Regions from separate parts of the Homo sapiens genome. Here region 2 is linked to region 1. Evidence: read pairs that join two places in POLR2A ChIA-PET (ENCODE). Cell type or tissue: CD4-positive, alpha-beta T cell. All regions are shown on one strand. Each heading gives the region's core, and the rest is flanking DNA. Links, peaks and the distances in the headings are about the cores only.

The links. ChIA-PET counts read pairs that join two places held together with the same protein. Peaks named below come from ENCODE experiments on the same cell type or tissue, not always from the same donor. Only the 100,000 strongest peaks of a DNase experiment are listed, where the experiment ranks them.
Region 2: POLR2A ChIA-PET joins it to region 1 with 10 read pairs; 5 of 35 experiments call an interaction of 5 or more read pairs at or near these places.

Annotation. Positions count from the first base shown.
Region 1 is chr12:107,401,025-107,405,024 of GRCh38, reverse strand. The region is part of intron 1 of ABTB3 (ankyrin repeat and BTB domain containing 3); the gene reads right to left. Among named protein-coding and RNA genes, the nearest start is that of ABTB3, 85 kb to the right of the region's middle. In CD4-positive, alpha-beta T cell, for the core only: a CTCF peak has its summit at 2,416 (motif pointing right); DNase peaks (open chromatin) are centred at 2,414 and 3,754.
Region 2 is chr12:107,131,225-107,137,386 of GRCh38, reverse strand. No RefSeq gene overlaps it. Among named protein-coding and RNA genes, the nearest start is that of CRY1, 41 kb to the right of the region's middle. RefSeq lists an enhancer at 2,522-2,816 and a silencer at 5,182-5,476. In CD4-positive, alpha-beta T cell, for the core only: no CTCF peak of the experiment used is centred there; a DNase peak (open chromatin) is centred at 2,606.

The sequences.
Region 1 (4,000 bases), core at 1-4,000:
CTGGGTTTGTATCCTGGATCTGCCACCTCACACCGATGTGAGGCCTCTGGGGAGTCCTTAAACCATGTCTCACTATGTTCATCTGCAAAATGGACAATATTAATAGTGCCTTCCCTGTAGGAGGCTATGAGGTTTCCACAAGCCAAGACATATGAACAGTGTCTCAACACAGCTGGCATTTGGGACACAGTAGCTACTATGATGAGTAAGGCCTGGAGTGAGGAGAGAGAGCTCTGATTGGGGCCGCCTCAGCCAGGGAAGAGGCTGTGCCATCCATCAGGGCAGGCTGTGGCAGTGAAAAAGCACCTGCCTCGAACAAGCAGCAGAGCACCATTAATAAATGCTCCCCAAACCGGTAGAAAACCCGGGTATACATCACTCCTGGAAGCCAGAGGAAGTCCCGGGAGAGCCAAATCCAGCAAGTCATTCGCAGATACTCCATCTTTTGGGGTGCTACATTTTTCGGAGTCGCTTTCAAAGGCAGTCTTGGGCACACCCATCTCTAGTATGCATTTTAGAGACAGGCTGCAGTGCCAAGGAGGGGGTCCCGAGAGGTAATGCAGAGATGGCCCAGCCACCACATTCTCTTGAGCAGAGATCGAGTATTTGTGGGGCCAGTTCCCCAAACTACAAGTTTTTCTGGACCCTCTCCCCTTGCTCAAGAGAATATGCAGAGATTTTGCTGTGGAAGCAAGTTCTTTCCAGCAGATGGGACATGGATCATTAGAATAGAATCTGGTTGCTATCAACTCTGTTTTCTTCATAAGTTCTAAAGACTTCCAGGCATTTCACTGGGTCTCCTTTGTTTGTGTCATTTACTTCTTCTTCTTCTTTTCCTTTTTTTTTTTTTTTTTTTTTTTTTGAGTTAGAGTCTCTCTCTGTTATCCAGGCTAGCATGCAGTGGCGTGATCTCAGCTCACTAGAACCTCTGCCTCCCGGGTTCAAGCAATTCTCCTGCCTCAGCCTCCCAAGTAGCTGGGGTCACAGGGGCCTGCCACTACGTCCAGCTAATTTTTGTATTTTTAGTAGAGACGGGGTTTCACCATATTGACCAGGCTGGTCTCGAACTCCTGACCTCAGGTGATCCACCTGCCTTGGCCTCCCAAAGTGCTGGGATTACAGGCGTGAGCCACCGCGCCCGGCCATATGCTGTTTACTTCTGATTTGGGTAGGGGGGCAGGAAAGGAGGGTCTCTCCCTGGCATTTTTAGAGTTCCCTAGGAAATATGTGGCCCTTTGGAGAGGTGGACCCTCCAAACTTCATTGTCTGAAGTTTTCCTCTGCCCTCTGGGATCTGCGACTTTCAGCTAAGCCTGACTGCAAAGTGTTCCCTGACCATTTGGTCTGTGCTCCCAGATAGCTGTAAGTTTTTAAAAACAAGAATAATGTATCGGTGGAAGCTTTTGTCAAGGATAAGGTGAATAACATTTATGAAGTGTACTGTTGACACACAGTTTACAGACATGATCTCATTTTATTCTCCCTATAGCCCTAGGAAGTATCACTAGGTATCTGTAGGCCCATTGTGGGAAGAGTAAACTGAGGCTCACAGGAGTGGTGAAGGCACTCCCTGGGCTGAGGTAGCTGATAGGGAGATGTAGTAGCTGGTAGGAAGCTTTAGCACCCATCTGCCAAGCTTCCTATGGATTCTGGAAATAGAGCCCGGTGAAACAACCCATTACATTTTCGGTCTGTGTCATTCCAGGCACAGGGATATTATAATGAAGAAGGCCTTATGCAAGTTCAGGTCTGTCACTAATGGGCCATGGGCGATATGAACATTTCTCTGCCCTTACCAGGCCTTGGTTTCCTCATCTGTCAAACGGAAGTAAATGGGGCCCACTTCACAGGGAGCCAGGAGGATTCACTGATATACGTGATCTCTAGACCATGCCTGGGATATTACAGGTCCCTCATTAAAGGGTATTCACACAATCGGAATGAATGACTTGGGTCCGAGGCCTGTGGGAGCCCTCTCCACAACCTGGAGCAGATGGAGGAGAAGAAGGAGCAGGATCCATGTCTAAGACATGTTGTGGCTGGTGACTACTGTACTCCTGTCCCACCTCCCAATAGCACAGCCTGGGGGTGGGTGGGGGGACAAGCCAGCAGCAGGACAGACTCAAAAGCCACTGTCACTATCCTGGAAATAGTTGGTCCACAGGTATTCAATTGACTGGGCCAGTCATAGAGCTGCAAATCTAGAAAGAGGAGGAATTTAGGAGGTAGCAGAAGGGGCAAGGATGTCATTAGTTAGGAATTCTGTCTGCAAGGCCTGGCTTCAGGTGAGGAGAGCTGGCAGGCCCACAACCTCCCACCAGTCAGAATCCTGGCGGCGGAGGCAGTGGCTTGAGAGAGGTAATAAAGCAATGTTTAGGGAGCCAGGGGAGCTGCAGCTTGGTTTTGGCACTAGGGGGAGCAAGGTGCAAGACTGAATAAGAGCAAAAAGCCCCAGGAAGCCATTTGCAGGCCAGTAGCCGTGGCTGGAACATGGCTTTCCATCCAGGTGAGGAAGGAGATGGGGTACCATATCCCAAGGGCCCTCCATTACTTCACTTTATCCTCAAAACAACCCTAGGAGGCAGCTGTCAGGAGGACCACTTTACAGATGAAACAGCAAAGGCTCAGAGAGGTTAAGACTCAGCCTCTTAGGCGGTCAAGCCAGATTTGGAATCTGGGCCTGCCTTTCTCCTGGGCCATCCTTTGCCCACATGAGAGGCAGTATCGTTAAGCACATAAGCTGCAGGGTCAGACTGCCTGGATTCACATTCCAGCTCTGCCACTCAAAATTGTGTGGCTTTGTGTAAGTGATTTAACCTCTCTGAGCCTCAGTTTTCCCATCTGTAAAATAGGGTTGGTACTACTACTAAGAGTCCACTTTCCATTGTTGCTGCACTTTATTCACTTTATTGAATAAAGTAACTAGCACATAGCAAAGATGAAGCAAAGCAGCAAATGGTGGCTGTTATCATAATTACTTTTTTACACCGATCTCCATCAAGACCAGCTTAGGAGTCGAGATAGAACTGGGCTAACAGGCAGGGAGGCTTCTGAGGAGGGCAGAGGGTAGGGAAGCAAGGCAGGAGAAGGCAGCAAAAAAAAAAAAAAAAACCCTAAGCGGTTGTTACCTACTATATAAAGAGAAGAAGCTGAGGGTAAAAAACTCTACACACATAGGATTTTAAAATGAAAAAGATTCCTTTTATTTCTTATTATTTTGCTTATTATGTTATTTTCTTATGTATAAAGCAGTGATGCTCAGACTCTAGAATTTCGTCAGTCAGGAATTTCTCCCCCACATGGAGATTAACATTAGGGGCCAAATTTGTGTTATGTCAAAATGCCAGAGGCAACCACTGATAATCATCTTCATCATTTTGGATTTTTTAAAGGACATTTTAACCCCAGGGCATCCGCTCAAGATCAAGCACCAGCCTTTAAATTTAATACATTTTGCATCATGGGAGCACTCACTACTGTGCCATTATTTCTGTCTCTTTTTGCCAGACTACTGAAACCTTGGGCAGTGACTGACCCCCTGTGATGGGGTGTTCCTGGTATTGAATATCCCCCATCCCGCCACTTGGGAATGCTGGTGACTGGAGAGGTGTCCATTTCCTATAATTACTGAGTGTTAATATAATCACCAAAGCGGAGAGCCAGCTGGAAAGGATGGAGTCTGACATCCGAAAAGACAGACAGCTAAATAAGTCATACGGCTTGCAGACAGCCTGGCTGCTGGGGTTACGTAATCACCTCCCCTTGGCTTCCTTTGGTTGGTCTAGTTCTTGGTTTGGCCTTTTTGTGCTTTTGCTTTCTGAGGCTGAGCCTCTACAATAGGCAGAGAAAATATTGCACATGAAAAGGAACCCATTGGGAAACATGGTACAGACAGCCACCTCATTTGTCTCCAGGCTCAGAACCAAACCCCAGGTTTCCATGAGAGCTGAGATGCGGCCAGGAGACAAGTCTTGGTACTACGTGGTCCTGCATGTGAATGT
Region 2 (6,162 bases), core at 930-4,929, 270 kb after region 1:
GGACTACTAACGGCCCAGACTCTCCAGGAATGAAGTTTTGGGTTACCCACCAGGTAAAGAACCACAACCAGCTGACGTGCTTGTTGAAGGCAAAGGGGATACAGAATAAGTAATGGGAGAAGGTAGTTATAAAGACCAGGTATGACCACCTGGCCAGTTACAGAAACAAAGACTATAATTGCCAAGAGTATTTTCTCTTTATTTTGTTATAAATATGTTTATGTGTATGTCAAATATCTTTGTTTTCTTCCCTCTTCTATTCCCTTATCATCCAACATAGATGTATTAACTTTGTGTCATAGTATTTAAGTATTATTAATTTTACATCATAGTATTAAGTTATGGGATATCAAGGAGAAGAGTAAATATCACTCAAGGACTTCTCTTCTAGAGAAGGAGTTCGTGCCTTTTTGGCTGTATGAAGATTAGTTGGCAGAACTGGTAGAATTATAACCTTGATATTGTCTTCATTTGGAGATTAAGTATGGTTTAAGAAGATGATGACAAGGGGTAGATTGTGATGGTTAATTTTCTATGTCAACTTGACTGTGCCATGGGGTGCCCAGATATTTGGTTGTATTAATCCATTTTCACACTGCTGTAAAGGACTACTTGAGACTGGGTAATTTATAAAGGAAAGAGTGAGTGGAGATCCAGCCTGGGTGACAGAAAGAGACACTGTCTCAGAAAAAGAAAAAAAAATGGAATCACTTGGTTTACATCGTTTACATAGTTGCTTACTTTTTTATAGTCCATATTTCAGGACTGCAGAGACTTGATCTCGCTTGTTCACTGCTGTATTTCCCAGTGCCTAAAACAGTGTCTGGCCACAGCAGGAACTTGAAAAAGATGTACGAAATAAATAAAACAGCACACTACTAGTAGTAATAATGAAACAAGTAATACTAAGACTAATGCCTTTCTTTGTATAATGTTGTGTTGTTTCAAAGCACTTTCAAATATGGAGCTATATATAGAGTAGGATTTTTTGGGCCATTCTATAGGCTGAGGTTCAAAGCTGAAGACAAATGACACTAGATAGCCCCATATTCCAAGCTCAAGGAGCTTTCTAGAAGCCATTAGCCATTGAAATCATCTGCCTTCCTGCAGAGTTTGCTGAAAAGACACCAGAACTGGTACAAATACTTCCATCTACTACCAGTCACCCCTCACATAGGACTCAATGGCCAAAAGAGTCCATTGACTCTTATGAAGCTGAGGCGATCCTCCCACTTCAGCCTCCCAGGTAGCTAGAAATATAGGTCTGTGCCACTATGCCTGGCTAATTTTTGTATTTTTTATAGAGACAGAGTTTTGGCATGTTGCCCAGGCTGGTCTCTAACTCCTGAGCTCAAGTGATCCACCTGCCTTGGCCTCCCAAAGTGCTGAGATTACTGGCATGAGCCACCGCACCTGGCCCCAGCATTTTTTCTAAATAATATGAAGGAACTAGAGAAAGTGCCGAGGTAGGGAGAGGCAGGGAGAGAAAAACATCACTGGCCTTAAAGAAAGTGCAGTGTTTGTGGAGAGAGAACATTCTCTCCTCTAAGCCAGGAATACCTCTTGTGATGTTAGGTGTTATTGACTGAATTATGTTCTCCCAAAATTCACATGTTGAAGCCCTAACCCCAACACACTGGTATTTGGAGATAGACCCTTTGGGAGATAACTCAGTTCAGATGAGATCATGAGGGTGGGGCCCTCATGATGGGATTAGTACCCTTGTAAGAAGAGGAAAAGGCACCAGAGAGCTTGCTCTTTGCCATGTGAGGACACAGTAAGAACACAACCATCTGCAGGCCAGAACAAGGCCCTCACTAGAACCCGACCATGCTGGCACCCTGATCTCAGACTGCCAGCCCCCAGAACTGTGAGAAGTAAATTTCTGTTGTTGAAGCCACCCTGTGTATGCTACTTTTTGTTATGGTAGCCTGAGCAGATTAAGACATTAGGGGAGCTTGCAAGACAAAGAGCTTCCCATTTCCTGGTGGGTTGTTTGCTGATCTCTGGTACCTGCTGGGCCAGTCATCAAGCTGTCCCCAAGCATTCTCTAGTGAGAGAGAGCTCTTGGAGAATGTTTTAAAAACCCAGGAATAGCCCATAAACCTTCTCATTTCTCTCCTTACTATGGGAAAAAAGAGTAGGTGCCCGAAATGTGCAGTCTTGTATTTGGGGGACTTTGGAAACAGACTGGTGCTTACTTAACTTCTTACTGAAGTTGGATATCTTGGTGGGATAGCCCATACCCACAGGGCTGGAAATATCCATGGTGCAGTGTGGTGTGGCTGGAAAGAAGACAGTGAAGGCCCACTCCATACCTGTTCTCTGTGGCCTTTAGAGGGTGCAGAAGAGGAATTTGGAAATTTCTGTGTCTCCACTGGGTAAAGCAATACCAAGGCAAGAAGAGCAGGAATCTTTGAGCAGCCCTGATGACCCCTGGACCAAATGATGGAATGTCAACCAGGGAAAGTGGTCCCCAGTGGCAGAGGAGACCCAATACCACTCCAAAGAAAAACATGCACACCACCTGTGAGGAGACCACCACTCCAACAGAGGGCGCTAGCATCAGATAGACCCAAATAGAACTGGAGGGAAGCCAGAGGCACAACTTTTGCCTACCCCTGGTGGCCTTGTGGGCAATCACAGAAGAATACCTCTGCTTCCTGTAACCTTCCTCCTTGCCCTCAATTACACAAGAACTGGGGGGAGGAGGGGGGAATGGGGGCAGGGCAATGACCTCAGAGCCATCTCTGGTCTTTGGTCTTCCACTCCAGGCTCCCAGGGCTGCAAAAGAGAATGATCTACCTGGGGCCAGGAACAGAACTTTTAATCAAGCTTGATATTGGGGTCATGAAAATAAACTGCGCTGTGTCTTAAACTCTGAGACAAGATTGCCCACACCACAAGGTGACTAGGAAGTTATTAAATCTGTCCAAGCTATCACCAAGGGAGCACTATCCCCAGGAAAAGAGCAATACAACATAGCACAGTTGGAAGCAATGATTGGGGAAAATAAAACTACTTCATGGCATTATACCCAAAGGGATTGAGACCCTTCAGATAATTGATTGCATACACACTGTTAGAAATTTGAGCCTCAAAATTGTTCTTTGAAGTTAGTTATTATTATCCCATTTTACAGATGAGAAAAGAGAGACCCAAGAATCCTGTTAAATTACTTGTCCAAGGTCACAAAGCTAATAAGTAGCAGAACCAACAGCTCAGCTATAAGTCCAATGGTCTTTTCAGTGACAACCAAGTCACCATTACCTTTTATTAAGTGGTTACAATGGAAGCCAACCCTGAACTAAGGACTTTCATTCCAGTGTCTCATGTAATCCTTACAACTCTCCAGAGGCAGATTTTCCTACTTTCATTTTGCAAAGGAGGAAGCTGCCTCTCTCACTGTAGGTGCCCAACACAGTAATCTGCAAAGCACTATCTGCATAGGTGGGTGAGACGTTTCAGCTTTCTGTGGCTCACAACAGTGTCATGTCAACACACAGCTGAGTCAAAGATAAGTAACCAATCGAAGGGAGGACTATTAAATAGCAAATGAAAGACATAATCTATTACGTTATAGGACTCAAAGTAGGGAATGAGCATGTGGAGATGGGCTTCTTGCCCACGCCTAAGAAAGATGGCATTTTTACTGGGTCTTAAAAGATTGTCCAGGTTTGGAAAGCTAAGCCTGAAAATAGTGACATGGGACCCCAAGAGGTAGAGTAGGGAAATAATCACCAAGGCCACAAATGTGGATTCCAAGGACAGTTTAAGTCCTCTAGTCTGGCATAAGATGACTCTTCAGGAACAGTAGGCCTTTACCACATACTAGAACTTTCTCCTTATCCCTCTTCTCTTCACCCTCCCAACTCCCTGCACCTGGCTTACTCCTCCTCATCTGTTCAGTTTCGGCTTGGACCTTGCCTAAAGAGATCACAACAGGGACAAATAGGGGATCAGGAGGACACATTGAGAAAGAAAAAACAAATCTGCACTTGGTAAGAATTTAGAAATAGTCTATTGGTCTCCTTTCTGTTCCTAAGATTCAAAGCCTGCTCCTGACTCAGGGACTTTCTCAGTAAGGCCTTCTCTGACCCAATTTCTATTCCATCCCTAACACTTTACATCCCTCTTTCCACTCTGGATTTTCCCCCCCTCCTTAGCACTCATCACTAATATACTAATTAATTTACTTATTTATTCTATTTATTTTCTGTTTTCTTTATAAGAGCAAGGATTTTATCTATTTTGTTCGATTCTGTACCCTGCAGCCTAGAATGTTTCCAAGCACACAGGGAATCCATACTAAAGGGACTAGACAACAGGGACTCTAAGTTATAAATCTGAGTGTTGGGGGAAATGGTGGTTTGGTTGGCAGAAATAAGGGAAAGTTAGCTTGAAGAGTGTATTAATCCATTTTCACGCTGCTGATAAAGACATACCTGACCCTGGGTAATTTATAAAGAAAAAGAGATTTAATGGATTCACAGTTCCACTTGGCTAGGGAGGCCTCACAATTATGGTGGAAGGCAAAAGGCATGGTGTTATGTGACGGCAGGCAAGAGAGAATGAGAGCCAAGCAAACAGCAAAACCCCTTATAAAACCATCAGACCTCATGGGACTCATTCACCACCATGAGAACAGTATGGGGGAAACCACCCCATGATTCAAGTACCTTTCACCAGTTCCCTCCCACAACACGTGGGAATTATGGGAGCTACAATTCAAGATGAGATCTGGGTGGGGCACAGCCAAACCATATCAAAGAGAAAGACTCGGCACCTGACATTTGTCGTAAGTCCTGCAAGGGTGGCAATCGTTGACTATAGGGAATAGAGGGAGAAAATCCTTAATGTTTAATGTTGTCCACCCACAGTCAGTGAGCTCTGCCTGAACCCAGGCCAGGCAGGGCCACTGTCTCCCCACACACCACTTATCATTTCCCTCTCACACTGCCCTGCAGTGTTCCCCAATAACTGGGAAACACTGGATGTCAAGCAAGCCCACTAAGGCTCTTGTCCTGCCTGAGCTATGAACTACCTAGGTGATTTTGAGTCCTTCATTTCAGTCTCAACTTCCTCATGGAAAACATGAGTGTTGGAGATGATTTCTAAGGTTCCTCTAACCTTTACAGATCCTGTGATTCCAGGATGAAAAGACTGCAAGCTAAGCCATTACATAAGAGGTCCTTCCTAGCCTTCACATTCTGGGATTCTAAGAAGGGTACAATGTGGGCATCCCTCTGCTCAAACAGCAATTCAGAGCGGGACAGCTCGGGGTAAGCAAAGAGGAATCCTATGAAGGTGCAGAGCGAAGCTGTTTCCTTCAGGAAGATGTCCAAGAAAGGGCGGAATTTTGCTTTCTATCCTGAATGTGTTGGCCCCTGCGTATGGTAATCTCATTCTTATAGCGCCACCTACTGATAAAGAGCTTTTCAGCAGCAGATAAAATGTGCTCACAAAAGGGTTTGGTATCTCTACCTAATCTTGACCTTTTAATAAGCGTGTTTCAGGAAAGAATGTCAAGTGAAATTTAAAAACAAAACCTCTCCCATAGAGGGGCTTCTCTAACAGCTTTCACATTTAGAAAGAAAAAGGAAATAGAGCTTTGCAGACCTTATTCCATATTTGTAAAAAAGAACCAAACCTTTCATTTGTTCTTCTTTACAAGGAATGGATTCCTTGCTCAATAAAGCAAGCATTTTCCTGAAAGGTCATGAGTGTTAACCAAATTTGAATTGAGAGATTTACATTTTAATGGCAATAAGAGAGATCACTGCTCTGAAGAGTCCCAAGGGTAATCCTTTTCTAAAGCAGAATAATCACTCCACAATATTTGCTTTGGTAAGTTCAGCCTCTCATTTATTTTGTTTTAAACTGGGCCCACCTGTTCTTGTGACATGGGTTCTGGGCAATTTTAAATGACAGCCTTTAGCTCACACCCTCTTTAAAAACAAGCCAAATGCACTCAAAACCCATTTTGAGCTGGCAGTGAGGCATGTGTAAGAGGTTATTTACGATGTGCTGCGCCTGCCTGGATCTGGTGGGCGAGCCAGATGGGCGCCCTCCTCTTGTCCTTCCCAGTGGCCTCTGCCCAGGATCTCTGGCTTGTCAAATGTTGTCCTTAGCAACTACCACTCTAGGGTGCTTGAAATCATT